Regions from separate parts of the Mus musculus genome. Here region 2 is linked to region 1. The links are chromatin loops, found by intact Hi-C in ENCODE. Cell type or tissue: heart. All regions are shown on one strand. Each heading gives the region's core, and the rest is flanking DNA. Links, peaks and the distances in the headings are about the cores only.

Region 1 (16,415 bases), core at 4,509-12,508:
GAAGCCACCAGACAACTGCTTCTTGAGAATCAATCCCACCCTTTGTGTGCTGATGGATAAGTGTGCCCAGTAGAACGCCAGGTGCTCACAGCATGGAGGGGGTGGGAAGCTAGACCTGGTGGTGCAGAGGGCTTTTATTTTGTTTGGATTGTCTGGTACAAAGTTCTTTCCTGACAAGAGGTATCAACTTGTGGCTTCTGTGTGAATTCTTCCTGGGGACTAAGAGCCAGACAGGCACCATGCAGGAGAGCAGTGCTGAGTGATATCATAATAGCTACAAAAGCTGCCTAACTTTCTGTGGGGTCCTTGACAGCTCAGGCGGTCTGAATTCATGTACAAAATGAGTTTCCTAAGGTTTTGCTCATGGACTGGTGGAAAGATGAACTGAAATGATGCTTTTAAAAGCACCTGCGTCAACACAGACAGATTTTCTGCTTTCTTGGCACAGAGCCATCTCCCGTCCCATCCTTCAGTGCTCAGCTTGGATACCACGTTCTCTCATAATCCATTCCTGGCTCCTGGTGTCTGCCATGGGCTCTGGAATAAGTGGGAGATGCTTTTAGCTGCAAGTGATGGGAGGGACAGGAAAGAAGAGGGTTGATTCTCCAGTCGGTTCTTACAAACGAGCACACCTACCACTGCAACACTGGGCACAAGAGCAGCAGACCCCCCCCCACCCCCGGGATGCATGAGGAAAGTGCAGAAATCCTATCAGTCTGAATCCCTCAGCAATGGCATAAAGATAGAAGCCTGCTAAAAGCAGCGCACGGTGACCCACGCCACACGATGAATGAATAAGAGCTACAGAAACTGTGTCACATAACCCAGAGAAAGGCCTGTGTTTCCCTTAGGGAAGTGGCATTGATAATGAGCAATGAGGAGGTATGGGATGAGGACTGAGCTGTGATTTGAATATGAGTGTTCTTCCAAGGTTCAAATATTGAACCCTAAGCACCCAGAGTGATAGTATTAGGGGGTGGTGCCTCAGATGAGAAGGTCATATGGCTCCATCCCCAGTGACAGAATTAGTGGCCTTAAAAGAGGTTCCCAAGAAACTTGTCCCCCAGCTGCTACTGTGTAAGGATTCCTAGAAGGCATCTATGAAGACAGTCCTTTACCAGACAGCTGGTTTGCTGGTGTCTCAGTTTTAAATTTCCTAGTCTCAAGAACCATGAGTAACTCTCTGCTCTGAAGTGTTTTTGTTGAAGAAATACTGGTGACGAAGATACTGGATGATCTGGAATGAACGCAGGACATCTCAGCTGCGGATGGGTGTCTTCCGACACAACGAGGGGGCTAGGAGTCCTCCTGTGTAGATTTGCATGTGTGTGTACACTTGTGTATTCCTAAGAGTGGATCATCACAGGGATGCTATGAACACTTAACTACCATCTCCTAGACATAAATTCACACATAGGCAAGCTTCAAGTTTGTAGTCTTCTAAAATCTTCCCAAAGATACTAGCTTTGTTGAAATAACTGTCAAAGCCAGAATAGGCGTCCGTCAGAGGCCTTGAACACACCTTGCACTCAGTCTTTAACTGGCTTCATACAACCCTCTGGATGGAAGAATACAGATTCCCCTGGTCAGAACATCTGTGGTTGCTCCACACTTCTTCCTGTGTCTTTGGTGTCCCAAGGTAGCTTAACTTGCCGTCTCTTGTAAAGTGCACTTGAAGATTATCTCACCTACTATTCAACAGGTAAAAACATCCAACCCAAAGCATCTAAGCCATGGTACCAGTGTGGGTAGCTGTTCTATGCTGTGCACGGAGCTTTATGGTATCGAAACCTATACTTTACAAACTCCACCATTCAGTGTTCTTTACAGGTCTATTTTTATTAAACAAAACAAAACAAAATAATTAACTAATTAGTTGCTGAAGCCTTTAAATTCCACATATAGCAGGTTATTTTAGAAAAGGGCATTTGGGGCATACTTTAAATAGCTTAGTATGGGTACGCAGCTGTTTACCTCTTCCTGCAGCAGGTGCAAATTCTTTCCAATGGATTGGTGAAAACCAAATGTCCCTGCATCCTTCTCACAGACAAGCAGTACCCAGGTAACTTCCTGAAGCATTTGTAACTCTTCCGTCTCCACGCAGAGCTCATGCTACCTCCAGAAGCCACACAGGAAAGTTTGTCCAGAGCCTAACAGGGCCTGTGTGGGAGACTGTATTTTCTTGTCTCTGGAATGTATCTCTCCTCTTGTGGTTTGGGGGACATTGACGGCATTTGCAATAGCTGACCCCATACTCTTCATGGTGGTGGTTGCCTTTGTCATTCAATGAGGCTCGAAGATTAGGGCCTCCTCCCTGCTCCCCAACAAAAAGGCAGAAGTAACAATTAGGTTATAGTAGAAGGATTGGCCCTCTCTCCAGGGTCTTGGCTTATCTTACTTTATCCTATCTCAACCTATCTTGATCTTTCTTATCAGCACTCTGTCTTTGGAGACTTCCCTGATAAGGGTTAGTTCTCTAGCCCTAAGTAGCTTGTGCTTCTGCCTACTCTGTTTGTGCCAGAGCTGTGCATACGTGAGTCTTCATGGTGATGTCTGTGACTATCTTTACTTGTGAGCCAAAGGCTGCATAGTCAGAGTGTCCTATGTATGACCTGCATGTCTGAAATCATGTCAAACCCATCTGTGAATACAAAGGAAAGTCAGGAATTGCCAAGGGAGACAATTCTGGAGACCTAAATCCCAAGGAGCCATTATATGTCAGGGTCTTTTAAGAGTACTTTTCTTAAACCTCCTTAAGTTTCATTTGGGATGTCTATGAAAAGGGGGGAGAGTTCTAAAGATGCCTGTTCCACAGAGCCCTGTGAAACCACTGAGAAGCAAGGATGTACTGAGCACAGTGACTGGCAGAGAGGGGATACTCAAAACACCTCTTCACTGGAGTGGCTGTTATGGGGCTATTGGTCATTATAGAGCTATCCTAGTTAGGGTTTCTATTGCTGTGATGAAACACCACAGCCAAAAGCAACTTGGGGAGGGAAGGGTTCATTTGGCCTATACTTCCATATCTTAGTTCGTCTTTGAGGGAAGTCAGAGCAGAACTCAAGCAAGGCTGGGAGCCAGTATTTGATGCAGAGGCCTAGGAGTGCTACTTTCTGGCTTGCTACACATGGCTTGCTCAGACTGCCTTCCCACTGAACCCAGGACCACCAGTTCAGGGATAGTAATACCCACAATGGACTGGGGCCTCCACCATCCATCACTAATTAAGAAAATGTCTTACAGGCTTGCCTGCAGCCTAATTTTCAGAAAAGCCTTTTATTGATTCCTTGTCAATTTCACATTACACACTTCAACCCCACTCATCACCCCATCCCTCCATATCCATACTCTGCCTTGCAATTTCTACCCCCAAAACAAAAAATAAAAATAATAAATAAATCAATAGGAAAAAGCCACCTCACCATGGAAATTTTGGTGTATTACAGTGTGTCGCACAGTATACCTTTTGCCCAATCAGCTTTCCTTGCAAATGTTCATTGCAATGAGTCTGTTTCAAGGCCTCCGGCTTCTGCTAAATACTGGACCCTCACCAGGACTCCTCTTGGCAGGCCTGTTGGTGCCCTGTGTCATGGAGATCCTGCAGCTTTAGCTCTAAAGGACCTGCCCTGTCATGTGTTCCAGCAGTTCACAGATAGGGTAGATGTTGAGGTGGACCAACTCAAAGTACCAAATTTCAGCCTGGGTGGTAGCTGAGTTGGTCAGAGCACCAGCTCTCCTGCTTTACCCAAGTGAGTCGCAGGGACAGCTCTCCTGCCTGCAGCAACTGGCAAGTGGCAGAACTGACTCTCGTGCTCTCACACCCTCAGGCTCCATCTCTGTGTCTATGGTAGCAGGGCCAGTTCTATTGTGTTGCCCAGGCAAGGTGCAGTCCTGCTCTTCTGAGTCCTCCAGTCAGCAAGAGGCAACAGCCCCACCTTTTGAAGGCGTTTTCTCTACTGAGGCTCAGTCCTCTCCCATGGCTTTAACTTGTGTTACCTTAACATAAGGCTACCCAGCACAAATGACCCCTTGTGGACTTCAACCATCCCCGTTAATACAACATTTCCTCCCTTGTTCATTCCCAAGATCGCACATTAGTAAAGGCATCACAATATAAAACATTTTATAAACTTAAAAGTCTCACAGCCTTTATAAATTCAAATAACTAAAATCTCCGTGTCTTTTAAAATAGCAAATCCTTTAAAATCCAGTATCTTTCAACTGTTGGCTCCTATAAAATAAAAAGTAACTGAAATACTTTCTTATTTTAAGGGGCAGGAACCAGGGCACAGTCAATAAGATCAAACTGAAGCAAAACTGAACAGTGTAAATAGCTCACTGTTCAATATCCAGGGTTGGCTTACAATTTTTGAGGCTCTCCCAAAGGACTTGGGTCACTCTGCAAGCTCAGGCATCTGTAGCACACATAGCTTGTCTTTCAGGCTCTGGCAGCCTACATTCTATCACTGCTGCTGTTCTTGGTGACCATCCCATGGTACTGGCATCTTCCAAAAGCTAGGGCCGCTGTTGCAACTGGGCTGTACTTTCATCAGGAGCCTTTCCTAGACTCTCTTTATGGTGACAAGCCTCAACTTCTTTCCATGACCCATTCAGTCCTGGGGTTTCCACTGCTATTGAGGCTGCAGCTTCACCAATGGCCTATCCTGGCCACTTACAGTGCTAATCCTCATCTGCTCTCCATGCCCATTCCATGCCTTGAAACCAGTACCCCGTAGGTGACTCTTACACTACTAAGTTCACTTGCCTGTGTGAGGTACAACCTTGGCTGCTTCTGGAACACAGCTTTTGTGTGCTGACTCTATGGAGACACTTCCCAGAAGTGTCCAGATCAGTGATGCGGGTCTCTTGTTCATTTCTAAACTCCAGTTGACCGGCATCAATCGTCTGAGCAAAGCAAAGGTTTTACATGAGTGCCTCTGACTGATTGTTAATCAGAGCTGACTCTTCAGCCCCAGCTAACCAAAAACCACAGATTCTCAACTCAAAATACCAAATGGCCCCGATAGAGTTTTTCAGTGACTCACAGAACTTCCCTCTGGAACTTCAGAAACTAAGGCACTGTAAGACTCTGGTGAGCCTTAACTTACCAGAGACGCCCTGAGTGAACAATGTGGAGTCAGGGATCGATGCAAAAGCAAGAGGAATTTTATTGTTCCAGCATGCTGGAGTTGCCCTACACACAAACGAGATTGAACAACCCTGTGCAGCATGTTTGACAAATTTTTGTATAGTTTTCAGAGCAGCAGCCATTAGACACAATGTGATTGGCAGAACAGTGACTTTTAAACTGATTGATCTTTAGGAAATGAGGTGGCAAGGACTTCCCTTGTCTGTAGGTGGCCAATGGTCACGGAATGTGTCTAAGTGCTCTGAGCCTCCCCCACACTCAGGTGGCTGGTGGTCGGTTCCCCCCAAGTCCCCACATGGTATGATAAATGTAATTAAGCCTCTTTTCCAGAGAGGAGGGGTGCCTAAGTGCTCCATGACCTTTCTCTTCCAGGAGGGGAGGGGTCTGGTGGGATTTTCCAAAGGCCCTGAGCTGACCTCTTCACACTGTTTTCAATTCTTATCTCCCAAGCTCCCACAGAAGAGTTCACCAAACTTTTTAACCTAGAGTTCCAAACTCCATCCATGATCCTCCCACAAAACAACAGAATTAGGTATGTCGCAGCAATATGCCACATCTAGTACCAACTTATGTTGTAGTTTGAGTTGCTGTTACTATGATGAAACAAAGCAAGCTAGGAAGAAACCGGTTTATTTGGCTTATGATTCCGTATCCATAGTCCACGTCTACAGGAAGTCTAGGACAGGAACTCAAATAGGCAAGAACCTGCAGGCAGGAGCTAATGCAGAGGCTACAGCAGGGACACTGCTTACTGACTTGCTCCTTATGGATGGCTCAGACTCCGTTCTTATAGAGCCCAGGACCAGCATGCCACGTGCTGCCCCACCCACAATGGGCTGGGTCCTCTCCCATCAATCAGCAACTAAGAAAATGTCCTACAGCTGAATTTTATGGAAGTGCTTTCTCAATTGAGTTTCTCTTTTTTAGATGATTCTAGTTTGTGTCAAGCTGACCTAAAACTAGCCAGGACAAGGGCCTGATCCCTTCAGAAGTCCACAGTTTCTCTCAGAACTTCTTCAGCATCAAAATGGCACAAGGTGGCACATCACAGCCAGTGTGATGCTCTCAATCTCAGAATATAAAGCCCCAAAAACCTAGAGGACAAGACATGGGCAGGCTGCTCCTTTCCATTTGTTCGAGTTTGCTATTCTGTGGCTGTGACAAGCTCCATGACCAAAGGTCGTGGACCAAAGTCCACGATTGAGGAAGCCAAGCTGGAAACTCAAGGCAGGAACTGAGAGGCAGGGGAAGCACTGTTTGCTGGCCCACTCTCCCTCTGCCTAGCTTCCTTTTCTCTGTACCACAGGACCACCTTCCCAGGGTCCGTGTCATTCATAGTGATCTGGGCCCTTCTACATCAATCAATAAAATGCCCCCACAGACTTGCCTTATAGACCATCTGATGGAGTCAGTTCCTCAACTGAGAGCCTTGCAGGGCGTGTGACGGCAGTAAGCAAAGTCAGTCATTGCAGTGGGTGGGGACGAGAAAGACGATGACTTGATGACTTTAATGATCTGGATCTAATGTACTTTAGGTCATATTTCACATTCTTTCACAGAGTTGATGATTTTCAGCTCCTCCCCTCACGATGATTTTATATTAAGTTATTTAAAGTCTGCACCAAACGATGTTTTCTACAAGATGCCGTAGGGCAGTATTTAAAGGCTTCAAGTAACAGACTGGTTAAAATAAGCATTAACCATCCTTTTTGTTTATGTATGAGAAGTCCACTCTGTACTGCAGATGACTCAGAAAGAGGCAGGCCTTGGCTGGATTCCCTATCTGTAGGACGCTTTCTGCCTCCCAATCCGGGATGCATGTGAGTTTGGAAACCAGTGGATTCACTAGGAGTTTTTAAGCCCATGTAATGTGCTCACCTCACCAACATTCATGAGGCGTGAGGAGAAAAGGCTCCAGGAGGGGGTGAAGGGCTGGATTCTGCTTGAAGACAAAAGGGAATACCCAAGGAGAGAGGGGAGGGAAGGTTTCAAGATCATAGGCAGAGTCAGAACCTAGCCAGGCATAGGGCAAGTCACCGTTGGCTGTCACGTCAGCCTCCTTCTGGGTGACTGAAGACTGCAGATGGGAAATGGAAACCGTCCAGGTTATCAGGTGAGTGAGATCTATGTACAGGCAAGACTTTGACCTCACTGCCTAACTCCAAATATGATGATATTTCAGCCATTTTCCCTCAATACTGAGGGTTACAAGAGCTTGGGCTAATGTAATTTATGTTTCAACTAAACACTGAGACTGTAACTGGACAAACATCACACACACACACACACACACACACACACACACACACGCACACACACATTTGTATATACACATATTTATTTGAACTGATTAGTAAATTAAGTATGATTTAAAAGTATATTTAATTTTATTTTCCTTTGACATCCCCCCTTACCCTCCCCCCCCCCAGAGTAGCTGCTGGGGGTAGACCCCCAACATAACGAAAAACATTCCTCAATGTTCTGTGCACACTGCCTTTTATGGGCATGCTCAGGTTTCCAAGGCAAGGTGGCTTTGAATCAGTTGCAGGCCTCCTTTCATGTAGAAAACTGCTTAAAGATGTGATATTAGGGCCCAGGGAGACTGCAGAGAGAAGGGACAGTCATTTGCCAGTACTGTCCACTGGGTGGCACTGTTGCTCCACAGAGTGTCTCCATGGCGGGTCCCCAAGGACCAGGGCCAGGACCTACACAAAGGTAGGGAAGGTGTGTATGGTGAAGGGTTTATTAATGACTTTGCCTCCTCTGCGCAGCACTTTTGCGCATCTCCCCGGCCTCAGATCGTTCCTGGGCTCTCTCTGGACTGAGTGCCTGATTTGTTGTGGCCCAAACTGCTTTAGACAACAGCCAAGAAGGGCAGAGACTTCACGTGTGCACAGGCTGCAGTCCCGACGTCACTTAGAAGATTAAAAATAAATTGAAGCACATGTCACTTCAAAGGGGGCACAAAAAGGACATCGGCATGATTGGGCGCAGTAATGAGAAAGAGCTGTAGGTCCTTAGTTTGAACTGTACAGAAAAAAGGATTTTGAGGCTTATTCCCCACCCCTGTACTCCTTACATGAGAGTTAATATATTTTGATATTTAAGGCGCATTCGACACCATATGTGTGTGTGTGTGTGTGTGTGTGTGTGTGTGTGTATCTCCAATCTCTCTGTTTGGATTTGGACTCTGCCCTCGATCAGGGAGCCACATCAAGGAGCCAGGGAGACAAGAGTGTTCATCGGGGAAAGCCTGGGCCACACTGATGTACAAGCACAGAGCCCCTTGTCTGCAGAACCAACCCTACCGGTCCAGAAGGCTTTGTTGCCTACCTATCTATAATATCCATCCGGCTTGGTCTTTTGTCTCTAGGACCAGTCCCTGCAGCCTGGCCCCTCTCAGCCTGAGGTCCACGTTCACACATCAGGCATGTCTTGACTAATGGCGGCTGAGGCCCAATGACTCTCGTTTTTCATGAGTTGTCAGGAGTCTGAACACAGGGAGAGGGGGAGGGAGGGAGGGAAAAGAGGGAGGAGAAGGGGGAGGCGAGAGAAAAGGAAGGGGAGGTAGGAACGGGGAGACATAAAAAAGAGAGGAGGGAGGAGAGGAGGGGAGGGGAGGGAGGAGGGGAGGAGAGAGAGAGAAAAACAGGAGGGAGAGGAAGGAAGGAGAGGAGAAAGGGTTAGAGGTGAGATGAAACCTGAGTGGGGGTGGGGAGAGTGATAGAGGAGAGAGAGGAGGGGGAGGAGAGAGTGAGAAGGAGAGAAGAGAGAACACAGAGAGGGAGGTGGTGAGGAGAGAGAGACTGAGAGAGAGAGGTACTCAGAGGGAGAGGAGCATGGGCAGATGTCCTCATGAAAAATTTACAAGGAATAATCAGAGGTCCGTTCATTCCCTTTGGCGGGGAGGCCCCTAGGCTGTTTGCCCGGGCCACTGGGAGAAGGTGGGAAGAGCCCCCTCATTCTGCAGCAATCTGGCTCCGGTAGGGAAATGCCCCCATGCTTGGTGCACTTGGCCAATCCTCCCGAGACTGGCTTGTAAATGCAGTTCAGGCAAAATTGATGAAGTGTCAGTCATCTGAGGCTGGCAGTTTAGAGAGGTCACAGCTGCAAGGGGCTGCAGGGTCTCACAGAGATGGGACTGAGAAGAGTTAAAGGGAGAGCACACCCAGCAAGCAGGAAGCATTTATCTTCTCCTGACGGGCATTCTTCAAACATTTCTGTGCAGCTCTGACCTCCACCAGCTCTGGCCAGCCAGTGTGAGACTTCTGACTCCAGTTGTGCACTCTTACATTTTCCCTCGAAGGAGTCCAGACCCATCTCCTCACAGCCCCGGGACCCTCTGCTTAGGAAGGAAAGGGGGGACACTGCTGCTCCTAATTGAAACAAGCAGGCAGATCCTGATCAGTAATGGGGATTTCCCACTTTAATTGGCTCAGTGAGTCATGTCTCCTCATTCCCACACTTCCTGAGGCAGGATGGTTTCTCTAGGTGAGCAGCATCAAGTCTGCAGGGGATGGGCCGGGAGAGCTACATAGTAGATGGACATACATCTGGACTTAGTAGCTGTTCTCTGGAAGTCACAAGAACAGATGCAAATTTGGGCTTATCTTAGGATATCTTCTGGGTGGGATCTGAGGCCACTGGACAGATGGCTAAATTGGCTCTATCTATATGCCTTTTTAATTTGTGTGGCTTTAAAATCAGAATCACAAGTAATTTGGTTGTGTGGGACACCAAACAACTAGAGCTTTGCTGGTTGTTTGTCCCGTGTTTGGATCCTGGCTTCCCTAAGCCTCCATGAGGACTCCTAGCCCTGTTGCCATCTGCTCATGAGAAAATGGGATGAGAAGGGCTAGGGACTCTCTGAGGTGAAGGGTGGGGGTGGGGAACAGCTGGCCTCCTAACCCTGTCCTTCACACCCCTCCCCCTCCTCTTTTAATGGCAGTGAAAGTAGAACAGGGTTTGCTTGCCTGTCATGTCCAAAGACCTGACTTCTGTCCCGGTGTGGGAAAAGAAGGATCTAAACAAGCAGGCATGGGAGCAGGAGGCCTAATTTACTCAGCCGTGCACACTTATCCCTATGTCCTTTGCCATTATGAGCAAGGCTGTCGCTGTGTTCTTTCTAAAAGAAAAGGAGATGAAGGCTTGGAAGACAGATTTGTAGCCCATCCTTCTGTCTCAGGGGGCGGAGCCTTCTGCCTCGGGAGGTGGAGACTTCTGTCTCAGGGGGCAGAGCCTTCTGTCTCAGGGGGCGGAGCCTTCTGTCTCAGGAAGCGAAGCCTTTTTCTGGAGTTGGGGTGGAAACAGTTCACTGCAGAAATGTCTGATTTTTAGAGCAAAAAACCCAAAATTGAATGAATGAAATTGTCGCCAGGTTGAAACTGCTATAGGTTGTCAGTAGGAAAAAGGTGTGTCTATCTCCAGGAAAAGGGGTGGGGTGAGGAAAGCCAGGGTCTTTTAACCACAATTTCATGAAGTGTGTAACCACACAAGGATCATTCTAGAAAGGTATGCTTTCTCTGGAGTAGGAAGTCTTAAGACTCCTCAGAGCTGTCAGTGAGAGGTGCACTAACACATAGTACCAACAAGTCACACATATACACACACCACTCATTCAAGAACATGCTCATATGCCATTCCACACATCACAACATACATCACACACAGATCTGCCTACCACCACATATCCACCCTTTCCTATATGGAGGTACACAACCTGCCAAATGTATACCAGTTCCCCACAACATACATGTACGTCATGCCTTATAGCACATCCACACTCACCCACAACACGTGCATTCAGAATGCCAACAAGACACATACATATACACCATATCTCCCACAAAAAAGCATGCACAAAGCATATCTATACTATTAACAATCCACTCATGTCATTTTCATAAATTATCTTTTATAAGTTAAAGACATGTTTTGAGATTGTACTGGCTAGTTTTGTGTCAACTTGACACAGCTGGGGTTATCACAGAGAAAGGAGCTTCAGTTGAGGAAATGCCTCCATGAGATCCAACTGTAAGGCATTTTCTCAATTAGTGATCAAGGGGGAAAGGCCCCTTGTGGGTGGGACCATCTCTGGGCTGATAGTCTTGGGTTCTATAAGAGAGCAGGCTGAGCAAGCCAGGGAAATCAAGCCAGTAAAGAACATCCCTCCATGGCCTCTGCATCAGCTCCTGCTCCCTGACCTGCTTGAGTTCCAGTCCTAACTTCCTTTGGTGATGAACAGCAATGTGGAAATGTAAGCTGAATAAACCCTTTCCTCCCCAACTTGCTTCTTGGTCATGATGTTTGTGCAGGAATAGAAACCCTGACTAAGACAGAGATGTTAGTGCTTAATTCCCAAGGGAGGTTGAGAGTGAGCAGATTCTCTGGCCATGAAAGAGGGAGAACATTAGACATAAACTGTGGGATATATGGAGATCTAAGTGGATAATACTTTAAATGGAGGAGAAGGGGCTTCACTGTAAAGACTGGATAGGAGCTTCATTAAGGGTAAATATGTGTGCGTGTATTTGTGTGTGTGTGAGAGACACACACACAGAGGGAGGGAGGGAGGGAGGGAGGGAGGGTGGGAGGAGAGAGACACACACACACACAGAGGGAGGGAGGGAGGGGGAGAAGGAGAGAGAGAGAGAGAGAGAGAGAGAGAGAGAGAGAGAGAGAGCTGCCATGAGATGAGAAGGATGGTGGTAGGAAGGCCAGATGAGTCTCCTTTCAGAGCAGCTGCCTTCATCTCTGGCATCTCTGGACCGAATCCCCAAGCCAGCTCCCTGAGCAGTCTGGAACAGTCCCCAGAACAAAGGAAAGGTCTGGCTTTTATAGCCTTTCAGGGGTGACAGGAAATTTTACATCACATGATTTAGTTTCACATACTGCACATGGCAGGGAGCATGGAGGAATCAGGTACCACAAATTGAGAGCTGCCTGTCAAGTCACAACACAAACTGCTTCCCAACTCTCTCTGTCTCAGAGAGACCGGTGGAGAGGCATAGCCTGGTTCAAGCCTATGTTCTAAGAGTTATGTCTGCTAGCTCACATTTGTTAAAGGATGGCTTTAATGGCTCTGAACTTAGATGCTTTTGCCTCTTGTCAGATATGTGACAGAGTGTGAATTTTAATTTGTTTCTCACTTCTGGGAAGAACCCTAGTACAGGGGCTGATACACAGCTGGGCAGATGCACTGCTTTTCCATACTGTCCTTCAGTACCTCAGGAGCTATGGTGACTTGGAATGACAAGAGTGAAGAGGCTCTGAAGTCCTCATGTCACCCCTACAACCATAACATCACTATGGGAAGAAAGGAGACTCTCAGGGTAAGCAGAGAGCCCTGGTGCCATGTTCCCATGTTCCCTTTAGTGCCACATGAATCTGTATGTGTGTGGTGATACAGGGATCTCTATGTGTGTGGTGACATAGAACCAGGCTAGGTCCTTGCCATTCTCCTCAACCAGCAGTATGAAAAGTTCCAAGCCTGGTGGCACTGACATGGACAGGAAGTTCTATACTCTCCCTGCTGGTACAAAATATCTGGCAAAAACACATCAGAAAGGCAGGGTTATTTCATCTCGTGGGTCGAGGGAACAGTCCAGCATTTTGCAGAGATGTGGTGGCAGGAGTGTGAAGACACTGCTTGTGTTGCGTCTGCAATCAGGAAGCAGAGAGAGGGGCGGATGCCGGTGCTCTGGTGGCTTGTTTCTTTTATTCAGTCGACACCCAGACTGTGAAATGGCCACATTTAGACAGTGTCTTCTCGTCTCACTTAAGCTAATGTAGAAGCTCCTCTCCGAGACATGCAAAAGAGGTTCCCTCCCTCCCCAGTGCTTGCAAACCACATGCTGGCACATAACAGAGCACGCACTCACCATGGTCGAGTTAGCTTTAGTTCAGAGATGCAGGAAGAGTGTAGCACAAATAAATGCATACATAGATAAATAAATAAATGTAATAAATTGTATAAATGGACTTAAAGACAAAAACATGATCCTCTCAATAAATACAAAAAACGTCTTGGACAAAATCAAATTCCTTCGTAATAGAGTAGGAAGAGGAGGAAACATACTTCAACATAATAAAGGCTGCACATGGCAAATCCATCCCCAGTATCACATGAAGGAGAAAACTCAAAGCCATCTCTTGAAAATCAGGAATGAGGCAGGGTTTCACATGATCCCCACTTCTTTCTCAGTAAAGTTCTTGCAGCACTAGTGGGATCAATAAAGCAGAGAAGGAAATTAAAGGGATACAAGTAGGAAAAGAAGAAAGAAATCAAATTATCTCCATTCACAGACGATATGATGTTATACAATAGACATCTCAAAATTCCACCAAAAAACTTCTAGAAATTATCAATTAGATCATCAAAGTGACAAAACTGACTCACAAAAATCGATAGTCTTTCTGTACTCCAGTAACAAACACACCAAAAGATCATGCCCACAGTCCCGTTAACAATAGTCTCTATAAATATCTAAGAATAAACTTAATCAAAGAAGTGCAAGACTTTGCAATGGAAACTTAAAATTTCTGAAGAAAGAAATTGAGGAAGACTAGGAAAAAAAAACACCCTAGGCTCATAAATTAGTAGAATCAATATTGTGAAAATAAGCTTTCTACCAAAAGAAATTTACAGATTCAATGCAATCTCAATCAAAAATCCCCATTTCATTCTTTACAGACATGGAAACAAAATTCAAGAATTTACATGAAACCACTGTAGAGAGACTCTCTTGTGTAATGTGTGGAAGCATCACCTGTCTATGAAATTCTGTTGGCTTAATAGCTTAAGCAGGAAAGAGGGAGATGGAAGTTCAGGTACAGAGGGGGGTTTCCAGGAGAGAGCCAGGCAGGGAGAGGGATTTGCCCCAAACCCTGGAGGAGGTAGTTGCATAAACCAGGGAGAGGTAACTAGCCATGTGGCAGCACACAGAATAGGATAACTGGGTTAATTAAGTCACAAGCTAGTAGGAATGAGCCTAAGTATATGGCCTAAGCCTTTATTCATAATAATTCAGTCTCTGAGTCATTATTTTGTGAAGTTGGGTGTGGGTGGAAAAGCTTGCCGCTATAAACCACAAAAGATCCCAGATAGCCAAAGCAGTCCTGAAGAAAGTGTGGCATAAGGAATACTGTTGCACATCTTAAGATATATTTCAGAGGTACAGTAATTAAAAAATTAAATAAAAAAAAAAACCAGAACAAAACAAAACAACAATAACAACAAGACCAACCAAAAAAACCAAACAACAAGAAATCTAAAACACATGTGGTTTTATACTGGCCCCAAATCAGACATGTACACCAGTGGAACAAAATAGAAGGCCCAACCAGAAGTGCATTTAACTACAGCCATGGTGATTCTAAAGTCAACTAAATTGACAATCAAGATTCACTCTCACAGAGGAAGGAAGGTTTATGAAGAACTGAGAGTGGAGGAGGTTCTGCAGGTAAGTAAGTGGCTGCTGAGGTTTGACCATCCTGCCAATCAAAGGCTGACCAGCTTCCTTCTCTCTGAGTACACCACTTGCAGGATGACCTTACACACATTGGAAGGCCAGTGGAGAAACAGAGGCTCTTCTCAGCCCATGTATCTCCATAGCTCCATAATTGCATCACAAAATCCATTTTCTTTAAGCACATTGAGTTCCTAGTCGGCCATCATTGGAAAGAGAGGCCCATTGGTCTTGCAAACTTTATATGCCTCAGTACAGGGCAACGCCAGGGCCAAGAAGTGGGAGTGGGGGGGGGTAGGGAAGTGCGGGGAGGGGAGGGTATGGGGGACTTTTGGGATAGCATTGGAAATGTAAATGAAGAAAATACCTAACTAAAAAAAAAAAACACTTAAAAAAAAGAGTTTTAAGAAAGCAAAAATAGACCCTGGCGTGGTGGCACACGCCTTTAGTCCCAGCACCTGGGAGGCAGAGGCAGGCGGATTTCTGAGTTCGAGGCCAGCCTGGTCTACAAAGTGAGTTCCAGGGCAGAGCCAGGACTATTCAGAGAAACCCTGTCTTGAAAAACAAAATAAAAAAAAATAATAAAATAAAATTAAAAAAAGAAAGCAAAAATAAGATGTGTCAATGAGGACTAAGCAAGTCTCTATATGTTCACGCCAGAAGGCATAGCCGTGGCCTTTTGGATACTTGTGTCTAATCATGATACAAACCAGCAGGATAGCTATCAGGGTGGGCTAAAGAACTGAGGGCCAAACTGGATGATGAAACAAATTCCCTGTCTGGGCAGAGAGAAGCTGCCCAGAGGGTCCCCACTAGCATCTCATAGGATGTAGCCTGAGGGCTCATACCTGCCACAGAGCATCCAAGTGACTGTATATACTTGTAGTGGTACCCTGAAGAAGAAATTGAGCAGAATTCATGAGTAATGGTCATAGGTACATTCACCAGCCTTACAGTTGCTTCCAGGAGATGCACTGTGGAGGATGAGGCCAAAACACATTTCTAGAGAGTCCTTCTGCCTCTGTTCAGCTACATCAAGACTTTGAGATAGGCTGAGTCTTTTAGTTAGGGTTTCAAATGCTGAGAAGAGACACCATGATCAACGCAACTCTTCTAAGGGACATTTAACTGGAGCTAGCTTACAGGTTCATAGATTCAGTACATTATCATCATGGCAGGAAGCATGGCCATGTCCAGGCAGAAACAGTGCTAAAGAAGAAGCCAAGAGTTCTACATCTTCATCTGACTGCAGCCAGGAGAAACTGTCTCAGGGGCAGCTAGGAGATGAGTCTCAAAGCCCATCCCCACAGTTACTTCCTCCAACAAGGCCACACCTTCTAATAGTGCCACTCCCTGGCCAAACATTTTCAAACCACACACTGAGCTATACCACCAAGATCTCATGTACTCCACTCTGCCTGCCTAATGTGGCGTTTAGAACAGAGTTAGTAGACATGGTGGTTAATCTTGACTGTTAACTTGATGAGACCTGGAGTTATCCAAGAGGTGCACTCCAGCATGCACATGCACTTTACTTGTGCATTGAGAAACCACCAGGTTCTCAGCCTTTCCAGTCTGAGATAGTCATTGTTGGGCTACTCTGCCCATATCATGTAGACAATCTAACAACTCTTATTTTGATACTTATTCATTGTATTGCTTCTGTTTTTCTGGAGAACACTGACTCTCCCTTCTTCCCATCATGTCAAGCCACAACAAATCCAATTTCTTCCTTCCTTCCTTCCTTCCTTCCTTCCTTCCTTCCTTCCTTCCTTCCTTCCTTCCTTCCTTCCTTCCTT
Region 2 (16,415 bases), core at 3,276-11,275, 1.9 Mb after region 1:
ATCAGATATCCATGGATATCCTTCATCAGATATCCATGCCCTTAAGGACAACTGTCCCACATCCCCCAGACTGCACAGTGCCCAGTCTTCCACCTCCACTGGGAGGAGCTTGCAGGAATCAGTTAAATTGATTGACACCAAGTGACACATAGATGGATAAAGTTAGACCACACAATGTTGTTGCATGGGATGCTGTGGAAGCCTCCGGATTTGGCCTTAGAATCTGTCCATACATTTGTATATTCTCCACTTACACCCATCTTCAGATGAAGTCCTCAAGCCAGCACACATGAAAACCGGGGTTAGCGCAGGATGACAGCGCACAGACCACGTGAGCAAGGATGCCGGGAAGGAGATGTACTGACGTGGGCACCCTCTGCCCCACTAGAATGTTCTCTTCTGGTGAGTGGGAATGTTCTTAGAGACACCCTTAGATAAGACAGAAAAAATCAGAAACCTGTCTGACGTCCTCACCCGACTTTGTCTGAAGAGCTAGACACTTGCACTAAAGAATACTCTTGTCAGGAATAGCAGGAAGACCTTGCCGTGACATCTCCCAGTTGTGTGTCACAGGGGTTATCTCTGTGAGTATGCTTGCTCCTTCCTTATTCCCACTCCTTTTCCCTCTATTTCTCCATTCTTCTCCTTCTTCCCCTTCCCTCTCCCCCTCCTCCTCCTCCCCATCTTCTTTCTTCTCCTCCTCCTCTTTACTCTCCTTCTTTTACTGTAATGTCTGCAGGTGATCCCTGGAAACAGCTTCAAGTTCTTTTGGAAGTATGGAAGCCATGGATAATAACTCATCAAAATAGAGTGTGTGTCTGACTCTCATTAAAACCACAGAGCAAGAAAGCTGTGCCACACATCCACATACTGCAGTAAAGTCCATCATTCCTTTGCTATTACGGATACTAAACATATGCAAGGGGTTATATTAGGAAAATAACATTGTGATTTAAGATGAAGAAAGAGAAATGATTTGGAAAAGGTTATCAATGATGTCTCCAAAGACTGATATATCAACAGCCTCCAAATGGGAGATGAATCTCCATGCATCACTGGGGACTCCCATCTCTCCTCTTCAAGAGCCTGGCAGTTAGTAAGATCAGTAGGAAAGAAACTACATCAGGCTAACACATACTGCGCCCCAAAGGCTTAATGTTCAGCATCTCACAGACAGTAACCCAGAGACTGTTTACAGAAGTTGGACAAGACTGCTTTTGTGCTAGCACAAGAATAAGTAACCCAGTATATCACAAATCTGTGGGGAGTACTAAGAGATCCACTGAATGAAGTCACAAGCATCTTGCTCTGGCAGGTTCTTGTGCCCATTAATAACTGCAAAATGCTTTCAAATATTCATTATCAAATTTCACTCTTCCATTAATCATTAGAAAGGGGCCCTTTTTGAAAGTGTTGAAATTGGGGCTATAGGGCCACTCACTTCATTGAGTCACACTCAGGCTCTGGTCTGTCACAGCTGAACCATGATCAAGGCCCCTCCACCATGCCTGAACTCAGCTTTCTGACAGTGCCCTGGATGGGAGAACGTTGTGCCCCTGTTGGGTCCCTTGCAGCTTGTTACTGCAATACAATGGAAGGGGCAGAGGTCCATTCTATCAGGCTTCAAGCATCCCTGTGAGGGTTCATGTTCTTTCTTCCACTGTAGAACAGCCCAACATTCATGAAAGAGCTCTGCTAAACCCCGGGGACAAATCCAGAAACATTCCCAGTGCCATGAACACAGCCCCACTGATCAAATATGACATGATAACATTAAGATTCACCAGTAGCCTGCCTCTTGCCATTCATAAGAGAGTGGGGTTAAGAAAATACTAGCATTCATAGGAAGAAGTTAACTGGATATCTGTTGGCCTCTAAGAAGCAACTCAGATCTGAACACCGAGTTCAAGTCCACTGAAGCAGTTCAAGCTCATTATTCCCCGAGTCCAGGAAAGCCTGTGATTCCTCCACCCCCAACACAGATGACATATTTCCAATGTGGACAGTGATGGATATTCGGTCGGGTAAATGCCATCGGCATTACCTCAATCAATATAAATGGAAACCCTAAGGCAATTGATACACAGAGGGCCGGCGAACCTTTTGGGATGCGGCTGGCTATAAATGGCAGCAACCCTCGATGGAGCTTCTGACATAGCCAGAGATTCACAAGCTCCCTTGCTGGACAAATGCGACATCTTCACACCACGTGCACAGGATGACTGTCCCTGCATGTGTATAACACTCTCTGAAACCGGTACACCTAGCCTTCTGTTCAGCAGTGAGCTTGGTTAAAGTCTTCCGAGTGGCACAAGCTGTCAGGCTTCGTCTTTGGTGAATGGTAGGTTTCACTAAGCAGCTCTGCTACCACTAATCCCACCTCATAGGGATAAGAATGTGAGGGATTGTAGTCTCCATGACACAAGATACTAAAGGAGTATTGAAGGATGGATGAGGGAGGGCTCCTTCAGCAAACTGCTTACTACACAGCAATGAGGACCTGCGATTGATCCCCAGTACCTGCATAAAAATAAACTGGGAATTTATGGTTTTGCTTCTTCCCTTGGGGTGGCCAGGCACTGCTACATACCAGGCAGGGATGGATGAAGTGGAACTGAGTTCTGAGGTCTGCTTCTTCCCTTATGTCCAAGGCCCTGAAGCACACTGACAGGGAAAGGATGAAGTGAAGTCTGGAACGGGTGGGTCAGCAGGATCCCAGTCCAGCAGTGATTGCCGGTAGGGAGGTGGTCTCCTCTGAAGATTTCAGTGTTACAGATCTTTTACAAAACAGTTTTCTTAGATGACAGTCAATGAAACAGCTTGTGTTCTTTATTCGGGGTGAACCCTGGAGAGGGGGGAGGGGTTCTTCTTAGTGTGAAGCTTCATTGGCTGAGGTTCTGGGGTACCTCATTTGCATGGAGAATGAACCTGTGATTTCACCAAGGATTACATGACATTCCTGAGGTAGTATGGGAGTCAGGCTCCCCAGAGAGGGTAGAGAAGAGAAAGCCCTGCTGAGAAAGGGAGCCCTCCATTTTGCACAGAACTTCCGGGAGCTGTCCATACATGGTAGACTATGACCTTTAAATAGCTGGATCTTCCACCAGGAGTTGTATGCACATTTGCTACCTCATAACCGAGGGGAATCGAGATAGGCAGAACCTTGGGGCTCACTGACCATCCAGTTTAGACCAGCCAGTGAGCCCCAGATCCCAGTGGGCGGACCTGCCTGAGAGGATGTGACATATGGCTCCTGAGAACAACATCCGAGACTGATCTCTTGCCTCCACACAGATTCACACAGGGATCTCTACACATGTGTTGGGGTGGACGCTCAAACACAAAAATGCACAGAGAAACACAAGCTGTACAGAGCTAACTCCTCAAGTTTTGCAGCTGGTATTTAGGTCTGATTCGGTGCAGCTCTGTACCAGTGCCAGGAGTGAGGTGTAGGGCTGGACCAAGCATCAACCCCACTATCCTAGTGAAACTATAACATTTTAACCAACTGACTGAGTTGTAGACCCATTTAAGAGGCAAGGGAGTCGGGAAACTGCAGTTCAAATGGGCTTGGATGAGACTAAGTGGCTTCCATGCACTATTTAACCTCTCTTTGCTCCCCACTTTTCTTATCTGTAAATTAGGGATAACTCAGGGTGTCTTGCAGAGCAGAACTGAGGATTAAATGAAATTGTGAAGATAAAAGGCTTAGCCGAGGCCCTGTCCAGGGAGAGGATTCCGCTAGAGGTGGCTTTCATTATTCACCAGTTTAAAATGTGTTTGATCCCAAGGGCTCAGCTGTGATCCTTCTCATCCCCATTAGAGGACAGGAGCTGTGGTGGGTAGCAGGTGGCCATATGTGGAGCAGGAATGGAAAGGCTGGAGAGCAGCAAGCGGGTCTTCAAACTAGACTCCAATCACCAAGCCTGTAACACTCAGCCTCAGCTCGCAGATCTTATCCTGTAGGAGGTGTTAAGAAAACCCTCCAAGTATGCCAGGTTTGCCGGCTGTCCTTGGGATGCCAGAAACATTTCAAAAGAAGATGGGTACAGGTACTTTGCAGGCTGCATGGGGAGAGAAGCCGTCAACAGTCTTAACCAGCTGTGCCATTCTGTGAGCTAACAAGAGCCAACCCCGGAAAGAAATGTCTATGACCGGAATAGTGGTACAGATGTTGTGGGGGTAACCAACGTCTTTCCAATCCTAGTGGACTTAAATCTTGATCCACAGGCGTAAACTGATGCTTCCTGGTGTAAGCCTGGCCAGTAGCCTGTGGGGAGGCAGATCTTAAGCGCTACTGCTAGTTATTTTGCGAAAGGGACATCACATCAAACTGTCTTATAAATACTTTTTCTTATTCATATAGACCAGGGCAATCCTTCATCACAGAAACGTCTTTATGCAGCCAATGACGCTTAATTCTGAGACTCATAACTGGTCAAAGAGTATATGTAACTGCAGAGAACTCAGTCCTGGATGGAAAATCTGTATCATACCTTCAGCCCCAAGGCTGAGGGAATATCATGGAAGAGGAAATGGAAAGATTTTAGGAGCTAGAATCAGGAATGATTTTTGTGAAATTTTGTCTCCTGGACATGACAAGACCACTCCACTCATGAACTCACAGCAGTTATGGTTACCTGTGTAAGACCCGTACAAAAGCAAGTCAACCAACATGGAGGGGGAGGGGCTTATGAGGAGCCATGGGAAGGTGAAGGCCACTGTGGGAAGAAGAATCATTTTCTTCATCAGTGCGGCCATTGTAGGAAGTCTACAGTCCAGTGGAAGGTACCCCATAGCCTTAAGAATGTAAGCAGTATGTGACATGTAACTTGTCTTAAGCATGTGACAAGAATTGTACTCAGTGGGTGAAAAGAGGGGAGGAAGGAGGAGAAGGCAGAGCTGGGAGGAGATGAAGTTTGTAAGGACATGTGGGAGATGGTATCTAGAATGATTGGAGAGGGGAATGGGGGTATATATTGTTGCACAACATTGTTTAGTGTGTTAAATTGCCAAAGAATAAAGTTAAAATGTAAAACTCAAAGGACCTGGGCCTTTGGGAGATGGCTTGAGTAGGCAGGAACACTTGGTCTGCAAGCACGAAGACCTGAGTAGAAATCCCAACACCCAAGAAAACACTAGGCTTTGCTAAGTGCACCAGTAAAGCCAGCATTGTAGGATCCCAAGGATCCAAAAGAAGAGCTGTCAAGACAGCCTGAGCTTCTGATTCAGTGGGAGGCCCTGCCTTAATAAAAGGTGATAGCTATACAGAGAGACCCTGTCAGAAAGAAAGAAAGAAAGAAAGAAAGAAAGAAAGAAAGAAAGAAAGAAAGAAAGAAAGAAAGAAAGAAAGAAAGAAAGAAAGAAAGAAAGAGAGAGAGAGAGAGAGAGAGAGAAAGAGGGAGGGAGGGAGGGAGGGAGGGAGGGAGGGAGGGAGGGAGGGAGGGAGGGAGGGAGGGAGGGAGGGAAGAAAAGGAAAAGGTGAGAGAGGAAAACAGCCAACTGGTCTGGCATCCATATGTGCCTGCACACACATTCGCACATCCACATGCATGCAACACACACACAAACACACAGAATAGAGCTGAAGTGGCTAAACTCTCAAGCTCCTTCCAGCCTTTAGATTGTCCCTTTCTAGGTCCCAAGGCACTGCATGAAAGCCACAAAGAACAAGCACAAGCCTAGGCAGTCAGAGCAAGGCTCAGCCCAACCCATCTTTAAGACCCTTCATGCTACCTTAAGGTGCCCAAAGCACAAAGGGAAGAGCCGAGGGGAAAACGCGTATCCTGGGCCATTTGATCAGCTCAGACTTCAGTTGAAAGCTCTGAGGCATTAAGGAATTTCGATTGTGACTTAGAATTCCCCAGCAACTCTCCAAGAAGGATGGGGAAACTGTCTGGGTGTCCACATGGCATCTGGAAACCCCAGAAGTAACCAGCAGTTTGGGCGGCATTTACTATCAGGGTTTTCACTGCCGCTTCCAGGAGCCTCCCACAGCACCGACCACAGGTAGGGATCCTCCCCAGTGCCTACCGTCGCTTCCTATTACAGAGGTGTCTGAAACCGCGCTCTCCTGTGGACCAGCGTCCAACAGAATGTTCAGTTTCTAAGGCAGAGTGAAAATAAATCTGTTGGTGACAGTGAATGAAAATTTCTCTAGGCGAGATAAAAAAAAAAAAAGGAAATAATAAAAAAGAAAGAAAACACAAAAGCTCTGCATGTAGATTGCAGAAAGGAGAAAAATATTCTGAATTGTGAGACTTCTGGGTTTTCCCCTTCCCAGGAGGAAATGGGCTACTTAGGAGAAAGCTCCTCAGAATGGCAGCACCTGGACCACTTTCCAGCCGCTTTTGTCCTCACTAGGAAGGGGGCGGGGAGAAGATGCGTTCGTGGGGAAACATTGCCATCCAGTGGTCAACTTGTGCATTGCCCGATAAAAACAGGAAAGAAAAAAAAACGCTTGGTGACATTTTGTCAGTCAACTGATAAGTGCTGAGAATACTTGTCAGATGTCAGGCTGAGAATACTTGTCAGATGTCAGGCCAGATCATTGATACCACCCTTCAAACCTATAGGAATTCACACACACACACACACACACACACACACACACACACACACACACACACACACACACGGCACTCTAAAGGCTCCAAGGAGCGAACCAGCTGTGTGAATAAAAGAAGCAGAACTCAGAGCTGCTCTAGGACCCATTTGCCTGGCCATGTCCCAGAGACAACTGCTCCCAGTCACCCTGAAGGGTTGGTGCATGGTGATTCAGATGAGGCGGCTGCAAACAGCAGTTTCCACAGTACCCAGAAATGGGTTTTCCCAATTTCTGTTTGTGCCATGTAGCCTCCCACCGTCGTGAAGAATAAATATGCTTCCCTAGTTCCTTTATAGATAGACTTTGGGACAGAAGTCCAAATAGAGGGATGGATAGACTCACTGTTCCTCTTGGGTGATGACCTCAAGTCCTCAGCCAAGTCAATGGCCTTACGGAGGACGGGAGACCTACCTAGCTTATCTTTTCTTCCAGCTCGGCATGAGGGCTGAATGAGACATTGACTTTACTCTTTTTCACTTGGAGTAACTGACCTCTCAGACCAGCCTCCAGGTTTGGATTTCTCATCTCTTGTAAGTGATGGGTTTTTGCCTCCCTCCCCCAGCCCACTCTCCGCAGTTAGGACGGTACAGTTCCCCTTGATGATCTGGATGTAAATTCCCCCATCTACACCTACAAGGTATCATATGGTCAGAAGTCAATCTTTAAGATCATATCAACCACCAGACCCCCCAGAACTCCCAGGGACTAAGCCATCAACAAAGGAGTACACATGGCTCCAGCTGCATATGTAGCAGAGGATGGCCTTGTCATGCATCAATGGGAGGAGAGGTCTTGGTCCTATGAAGGCTCGATAGATGTCCCGTGTAGGACAATCAAGGGTGAGGAGCTCGGAATGGGTGGGTGGGTGGGTGGATGGAGTAACACCCTCATAGAAGCAGGGAGAGGGAGGATGTGATAGAAGGTTTCCAAGAAGGAGAGAAACCAGGAAAGGGGATAACATTTGAAATGTAAATAAAGAAAATATCCAATTTTTAAAAAAGGATCATTTGTTCTCGTGTAATTAGCCAGCAGCTTAATTTACAGTTTCTAAATTTTGGGGCATGACCTCATGTGGGGTCACATGGCTGAACTAACATGTTAATAAGAGGTTTGTGAACACAATGCCTAAAATTTAATTGAAAACCACATTCAGAATCCAAGGTGTGGATGGTGGAGTTTCCCAGACAGCATCGTGAGACTTCACTTTTCCCTGCATGTGTGGTCCCAGCAGGCAATATTCATAAATACTGAGCAGGTGGGTGTGAGACAGGGTCGCACTATTTCAACCAGGCTATCCTCCTGCCTCTGCCTCCCTAGTAGAGGGATTAAAGACCTGTGCCATCACACCTGGCTCCGATTCAAGGCTGTATTGGTAATAGAGATTTTAATTGAACTGCCATGTGTTTAACTGGACATACAAGGTTTCTTCTGCTTGTCGATACACAGTGCTTCCATTACGGAAAACAAAGATTGGTAACACCCCTACCATTCTTTAGCATGCATCGAGTGACTGTATCTTCAGGTTGCATTACATTAGAGAATTTTACCTGAAAAATTGCTAATCTGGGTTGCTGACTGTAGCTGTGAATTAGTTAAACTGCTTCTGCTCCCGGTGGGTCAGGCATGCACTACACCCATCCAAGAGCTCTCTGGATTCACAAATGAAAGACACACACATACACACACTCGAGTGGGCCAGCTAATTTTGATATGCCTTAACTAGCTCAATAGCTGAGCAATTCTAAATTTCCCTGTGGCTATTCCCTCTCCAGTATTCCTGTGTTAACATCTTTTAGAATCTATATTTATCTCTGCTACCCCACGCCCTGTTGGGGAGTGGCCACTTTCCCAGATCCTTATATGCCAGCAGGCCTTTAAGTTCCATCTTCCTGCTTCCCCCATCACGGCGAATCTCCATCCCTCGTCTCTCTCCTGGCCCCTCTCGCCAGTGCAATCTAAAAGTCCAGCCCGTGCAATTCTAAAAGAATTGGCTGTATGGCAATTCTTTATTATCAAAGCCAGCTGGGGCAGGGACCTCAGGTCTGGAAGTGTGGCTTTTGGGGAGCTGAAATAAGACAAAGCATTAGAACCAATCCCCAGCAACTGACCTGAGTTTCTTTACCTTTTTAAAAGTTATTCTTTGAATCTGGGCTTCCTAATAGAACAAAATTCCCAGCTATTTCCAAGAAGAGCCTCATCACACTTCCGCTCCTTCATACTGCATGTTTAGGCAAATCTGTGCTCACCACTGGTGACCACAAAAGCAAAACTTCCATTAACTCTGAAAACCATTGAAGATGCCCCATGTCCTGCAGCATCAAGTATTAAATTCTCTGTTTAAAAATAAATAAACACATCCACCTCTAATATGCAAGTTTGCTTTTGTCATCATAAACGTTAAAGGTATATGTTCTCTAAACAAGTGTTTAAAAATAAACTTATTATAATAAATGTTTTATATTTACCTACTTTATATGGCTATATGTCTAGCTTTGTGTAAAAACTTCTCAGGTAACAAGGGGAAGTCGGAGAAGCCTTTAGGGAACCGCCCTGGCTCTTGGAATGTCTCCCTGTCCTTCTGTAGTGTGGCTGCCCATGCAGGAGCTCAGTCTGACCTCTTCTCCCCATGGATGTGTGCTTCACTTATCAACTAGAGAAGTAGAGAAGAACTCAGAAGATTGAATATGAATGATATTTGTTTTTACTATAACCTTGCTATTAACTAAATAGAAACATCTGTGAATTAGTAGAATCGTCATCTTTGAAAATGTGGCCATACATTCTTAGAGGTCAGAGCCCACAGATCCTGGATTCCAACCTGTGTCTACTTAAACCTCTGTTAAGACAAGCAGTTGTTGCTTTCAAATAAATTCCTTAACTAAAGTGAAAGTATTAAAGACCCATGCTATGTCTTATATTTACCAAATAAGAAAATCAAGTATGGTCCCTTCAGATTTCAATGAAAAGTGTAAAGAAAAAAATTTTCTCTTTAGTCAATTACCCAAATCCATGATCAGGAATCCCACTGTTGTGGATGTCACTGAAGGGGATGTGCAGGTCCGTGCACTGCAGCTCTGCTGACAATAACTAACCCACATATCCATCAACAGTGAAGGCATAAAGAAACTGGTGTATCTACAAAGTAGAATAGTATTCAGCCACACCAAAAAGAAAAAAAAAAAAACAACGAAAAAAGAAAAGAAAAATAAATGAATGAGTCTGTGACATCCTAAAAGGATTCAGAAGGTGAAATAAGCCAATCACAGAAAGGCAGCACAGCATGACCCCTCACTCCTAAGCTAAAGCTCCAGGTTCCAGATGAGAAAATAGAGGTCCAGGGAGTCAGAAGCCAGAGTGGAGAGCTGGTCTCTGAACACACAGTCATCTCTCCTCATCTGCCGGGGGGGGGGGTCCCAAGAGTCCTATTGACCCCTTAAACTGATGACAGTTACCAGGCAACCCTCACCCAAAGAGAGAGAGAGAGAGAGAGAGAGAGAGAGAAGGAAATGGAGAGAGAGGGAAAGAGGGGCAGGGGAGGAAGAGAGAATTTAAGAAGACTCCAGGGCATAAAACCTGGTTCTGTGTGGCAGTGTCTCAGAACATATAAGAACAAGTATCACACATGTACCCATGCACACGCATACATATGCATACACATAACACACACACGCACACATATGCACACACACACATTGGTATATTTACTTCATTTTTTAAATAATTTCACTCAGCTGAAGATATTAAAACAACAGAAAGAAGGCATGTCCTCGGAGGACTTCTCTGAGGTTCCTTTACCACCACCGAGGTCTACTCAGCCTCTACTCACTCCTCCATATTTAAACAAAAGCACTGGGCTGCCTGCCTGGAATATTCGATCCCAGCCCAGCCTGGCCCAGCTGGTAACTTCAGTCCTGCAAAGCCACAAGGTAGCCTGACCTCAGCCAATCAGATGAGTAGAGCAGTCCATGATGGAATGCTCAGCAAATGCTGGGTGTCAGAGCTGAGCACAGCCCCATGCTGGGTGCTGCTGTCGCGATCTGGGATATATGAAAAGTGGGCCCAGAAGCTTTCCACCCTCTTCTCTGTTTTTAAATCTAATTGACAAAAAGCCCACAGAAGTGCTGTAATATCTCCTTTCTAGTAAAAGGGTGGATATGTTTTGTTTTGTTTTTTAATGTGAGAACTATCAGAAGGCTATAAACAGAAATGAAGGGGAATGGACTGGCAAGATCTCAATTTAAGAAAATGGTGGTGTTCTTTATTGAAAAGGAAAGAGGAAGAGTGGCTGAGGTCTAGAGAGCCGAGAGGGGAGAGAAGGATGAGGTCGTCCACATTAGACTCTATGAACTGGAGTAAGTCTGTCATGAATGGGTGTGTTTACAGCTCTCAGTTTACTGCTGATTTCTGAAAAACACTTTGAAAGCGTGAGGGGTCACCTTGGTTGTTCAGTCTGTGCTTCCATGTCCACCTCCTCAGACATCCACTCAGCTCTTAAGATGTCCCCAGGTCCATGAGGTAGACACTGGTTCTTCACAGGATGATAAAAAGTTGACCACACAGAATTTAAAGATATATTGTTAATTATTGAGGAGAATAAGGAAGTGTTCCTGTGTTATCACAGTAAAAACAGGAGTCAGGAAATATTCTTGTCCAGCTCTGGGAGAGATAGTCTTAGGAAACTCAAGAGGGGAGCTAGGGCAGATGACAGCTCAGCTCTACTGCCTAACATTCCTGTGAACATTGTTAACATCTGCCTCAAACAGAAGCCACTGTGGTGGTGGCATACGTGTGTGAATGGGAGTACATGTCTCACAAGGTAGATCTTGTGGCCCCTGGAACAGCCCAGCCCTATACCCCACATGTACGCAAGAAGCTTCAATGGCTCCAAATGGCAGTGCGCGCTTCCACACAGAAAGAAAGTTTCTCTTTCAAGTGCTTATTTGTAATAGAAGGATCTTTATGATCAACCAACACTTTGAAATACATATCTCATTTTTAAAAAGCCAGTGTCAGCAGATGAATACTAAAATAAATCTGTCCTTTCAGCCCATGTAACGCATTAGGAAGGAGTGCTACCCTCCAGCATCTCACTTGTGTGTAGATATGAATTGTATTAGTCAGGGTTCTCTAGAGTCACAGAACTTATGGATAGTCTCTAGATAGTAAAGGAATTTATTGATGACTTACAGTCGGCAGCCCAATTCCTTACAATTGTTCAGTCGCAGCTGTGAATGGAAGTCCAAGGATCTAGCAGTTACTCAGTCTCACACGGCAAGCAGGCGAAGGAGCAAGAGCAAGAGCTAGACTCCCTTTTTCCAATGTCCTTATATTGTCTCCAGCAGAAGGTGTAGCTCAGATTAAAGGTGTGTTCCACCACACCTTTAATCCCAGATGAAAGGTGTAGCCCAGATTAAAGGTGTGTTCCTTAAACTCGGAGATTCAATCTTCTGGAATCCATAGCCACTATGGCTCAAGATCTTCAAACCAAGATCCAGATAAGGATCTCCAAGCCTCCAGATAAGGGTCACTGGTGAGCCTTCCAATTCCAGATTGTAGTTCATTCCAAATATTGTCAAGTTGACAACCAGGAATAGCCACTACATGAATGAAGCAGGAATATGCTAAAGAAGGAGAAAAAAAGAAAGAAACGCTTGTGAGGCCGAAGCTCCAGAGACAGAAAGGAGGTCTGGAGAGCCAGCTGGAGAAGACACTGTGAGCAGCCACAGGTATATGTTACATGCTATCTCACTGCAGCCACAAGTACATGTTACATGCTATCTCACTGCAGGCGAAGGCATCCAAGGGCATATTTATATTACATTCCCAGAGGAATGGCTACATAACAGATTACACCACTGCTAACTCTGGGTCCTCCAGTGCCATGGTCCTCTGGATGCCTAGTGCGGTGCCATGGTCCCCTGAATGCCTAGTACGAGCCTTTTTAGGACATTCAGAGTATCCAGAATGGCATCATGGTGGACAAACTTAATTGGCCCGTATGGCCTTCCTTCCCCTCAATGTTTTATATTTTCTCAAACCAAAAGAGCATTTTCTTCTTGGTCTATAGTAACTAGAAAATAAAGACATCACTGGGCCCCTGCAGGGCCTAACTCCATGTTCACAAAGCTTGGCTTTGAAACTGAAGGAAGTTCAGGGGCTTCCTCAACATCTCTATTCCAGGCTCTATAGACTCTGCTGGGATGGTGGACAGCGCACTGTAGACTCTTCTACAGAGAGTAAAATGAACTCCCACCACTCTCTTCAGTGCTCCCACTGCTCACAACAGTGCTCCCACCACTCATGGCAGTGCTCACCACTCACAACAGATGCTCCCACCACTCATGGCAATGTTCACACCACTCACGGCAGTGCTCCCACCACTCACAGCCACTCGTTATGTGCCACATTCCTCATGGTAATCTTTATGCCAACCCAGAACCAAATGGCAAGTTCTGTTACAAAGTCTCTCTTGCATCTCATTCCCAAGAAGGAGAATGTCTCCTTGAGGATTGAGCCCGGCAAGAGGTGGATCTGACTCCGATCAGAAGAATCCAGCAGCAGCATCTTCCTCTCTAAGTGAGGCACTCTTGGGACAGTGTATAAACAGCTCCTGGAACAGCACAGCCATGGCCTGGAGTTAATGAGGTTGGGCCACACATCCAAGGAGGGGAAAAGTCTGCCCCAGCCAAAGTGTCCCATTGTCCGGGAAGTTTTTGCACATTTGTGGAGTAGCAGACCATGATAGGAGCCCAGCATGCCACATGCTGGCTAGAGAAGCCAAGGGTACCATTAGGAGAAAGGAGATGCCTTGACCTCATGGCTCTGGCCAGGACGAACAATCTATTCTGTGTGAGGATTCTGCACTGCTCTTGGTTTAGAGAGCAGCATTTCTCGGGGGAAAGTTTCAAATGGCTTAACCAAAGTGAATAGACACGAGAAAGGCAGAACAGAGAAAGTGTCCCTGTCTCCAGGGACACAGCCTCTGCTGTTCAGAACATGGGCCTGCTCACAGTTCTTTCCAAGAAACCTAGGAAATGCTGAGTGCCACTGGTGTTGGCTTTCCTGGATGGGAATGGATTGTTTCACTCCAGAGGAACAAAAGAATGAGTCCCAGGAGACAGCCAACAGAGTCAGGATCCAACCATTCCTGGGAGAGGAACCTCCATCCCAAAACTACACATAGGACCAATCCTCTTCTCAGCCCCAGGGTCCAGCCAACGTGTGAGTCACCACTGTGGTATCACTGAGTTGAATTAGAACTGTAAATCTCGACTTTTGGCCTGGAAGATATTGTTACAATGTAATGGTAATGTCTGTCACCTATTGGCAGCTAACCCATGCCAGGCCTTGTCTCCTTTAGGCACATACCACAACCTAGATTTTACAGGTGACATGGGAATGGGCTGATACCCACAGGCCTTCACATTTTCAGACCTCTGTCCCTGTGCTGTATGCCACCAGCAGGCCACTCACCCCAAGAGTGTGTTGTCCTTGAATGGCTACTGTATGCCTTCCATCCAAACAAAATGATGCCTTTTTAAGTTGATATACAAACAGAATCATGTTTCCATCACTGAGGAAAATCCCAGTCAGATAAGAACAGACCTATAATTTCAATATTCAAGGTGATAAGATTCGGAATGAACTTACAGACAGGCCTCTGGGTATGCCTTTTAGAGAGTAACTTGATAAAGTTAATTGATGTAAAAAGACCTGCCCACTTTGGGTAGCACCATTCCCTAGGCTTGAATTCTAGCCTACATAACTAGAAGAAAATGGTATGGTGAGATGACTTAGTAGGCAAAGATGCTTGTGTGAAAGGCTGATGATAACTCGATTCTGATCCTTGGATCCCACAAGAGGCAAGAGAGAAACAACTTCTGAGAGCTGTTCAGTAGGACACCTGTGTGCCTGTGCAATGAGTGCACACACACACACACACACACACACACACACACACACACACACATACACCAAATAAATAAATACTTTCCAGGCAGTTCCACAACTCATCTGGCAAGAACTCTGTACTGGCTATTTTTATGTCAACTTGACAGAAGCTAGAGTCATTGGAGAGGATAGAGTCTTAACTGAGAAAATGTCTCCCTAAGATGAGGCTTTAGGCAGGCCTGTAGGACATTTTCTTTCCTTTCTTTCTTTCTTCTTTCTTTCTTCCTTCCTTCCTTCCTTTCTTTTTTTGTTTTGTTTGTTTTTTGTTTTTTTGTTTTTTGTTGGTTTTTTTTCAAGATAGGGTTTCTCTGTGTAGCCCTGGCTGTCCTGGAACTCACTTTGTAGACTAGGCTGGCCTCGAACTCAGAAATCCACCTGCCTCTGCCTCCCAAGTGCTGGGATTAAAGGCATACGCCACCACACCCAGCATATAGGACATTTTCTTAATTAGTGATTGATATGGGAGGGCCCAGCCCTCAGCCTGGGCTAATATTTCTGGGGTCTATAAAAAAAAAAAAAAAACCAGGCTGAGCATGACCTGAGGAGCAAGCCATTCCTCTATGGTCTCTGCATTAGCTCCTGCCTTCAGGTCCTTGCTCTGTTTGGGTTCCTGTCCTGATGTACTTTGATGATGAAGAATGATATAGAAGTATAAGCCAAATCAATCTTTTCCTCCCTGAGTTTCTTTGGTCATGGTGTTTCATCACAGCAATAGTAACCCAACTGGAACAAACTCCAAGATGATAATTGCAGCTTCATGGGTAGACTTGGGAGTGTAAGACACTGGAATGAGGAACGGTCAAAGTCTCACGGCAGCCTCTACCTGGTGCTTATTTGGTAACCTCTGCTAACAAAATGTTAAGAGCCCTTCCTCTTCTGCTCATACCATCATGATATTATCAGAGGATGACAATGCATAAATTAAAGAACCACTGCACAGGCGCTTTGAGCCTCTGTTTTCATTCTGTTTATTCAAGGCACAGCTTTTTTTAAAAAATAAATAAATTTTATCACTTGACTCTCTGTTTAACAAAACTGAAGCAGAAAGTTAAGACCTTGAATGTGCTACTTTCTTGCTTACTAATAATAAGCATGGAAGATAGCAGGGATGTGGCCCCATGTTGTCAGTGGCTGTGTTCCTCCAGCATTTACAAATGTCAAACACCACCAGGTCTCCATCAGAAAGTATCCTAAGGCTCTGGGAGTCTCTGGCCAGCATGTAATATAACGGTGCTGTGCTTCTAACTCCAGAAACTCAATGTCCCCTGAAGGAGGCAGCAGAAGTGTCACTGTGCACCAGTCAATGAAAGTGGCTTACCCAAGAGTTATTCAAATTCATCTTTGAACTTCTATGATTTTAAAGCATTGACTATTGATTAGTCAGCAACTCTGATCCAGGAGTCCAGAGGCAGAAGCAAGAATCAGCCTTTGCCACAAACACCTAATGATTCCCTATTGGCTTCACATGCCAGATTCTGACCACTGTGTACTGCCATGTGGGACAAATGTGGGAGTTAAACCAAAGCACCTGACCTTCAGTCCCAATTTCCCAGAACCTACTGTCTCCATAGAACTATACCCAATGTCATGCAAAGACACATACCTGGGGGGATGGGGCACGCAACACTTCCCATTGTTACTAACTACAATCTAGCAAGGCAGATGTAACCATACACAAAGGAAGAAAAGGGGAGTGGAGACTTAAAAGTCAAGGCAATGGTAAAATTGCTGAGACCACTAGGGTTAGGAGGGACTTTCATCACTTAGCTCTGCTCATCTCACTGCTTCAGCCCCATCTCCTTCCAACTCTTCCTGCTATGATGGATTCTCCACATAAAACTTTCTCTAAGTCTGTCAT

The links. Peaks named below come from ENCODE experiments on the same cell type or tissue, not always from the same donor. Only the 100,000 strongest peaks of a DNase experiment are listed, where the experiment ranks them.
Region 2: a loop joins it to region 1, with 13 times the contacts of the local background. A loop is called at or near these places in 21 of 42 quality-filtered maps.

The regions. Positions count from the first base shown.
Region 1 is chr12:26,525,347-26,541,761 of GRCm38, forward strand. No RefSeq gene overlaps it. Among named protein-coding and RNA genes, the nearest start is that of Cmpk2, 64 kb to the left of the region's middle. In heart, for the core only: a CTCF peak has its summit at 7,794 (motif pointing right); no DNase peak of the experiment used is centred there; H3K27ac peaks cover 848 bases; H3K27me3 peaks cover 118 bases.
Region 2 is chr12:28,426,244-28,442,658 of GRCm38, forward strand. It overlaps a transcript of Dcdc2c not described here. Among named protein-coding and RNA genes, the nearest start is that of Gm25564, 84 kb to the left of the region's middle. In heart, for the core only: a CTCF peak has its summit at 6,407 (motif pointing left); no DNase peak of the experiment used is centred there; H3K4me3 peaks cover 676 bases; H3K27ac peaks cover 572 bases.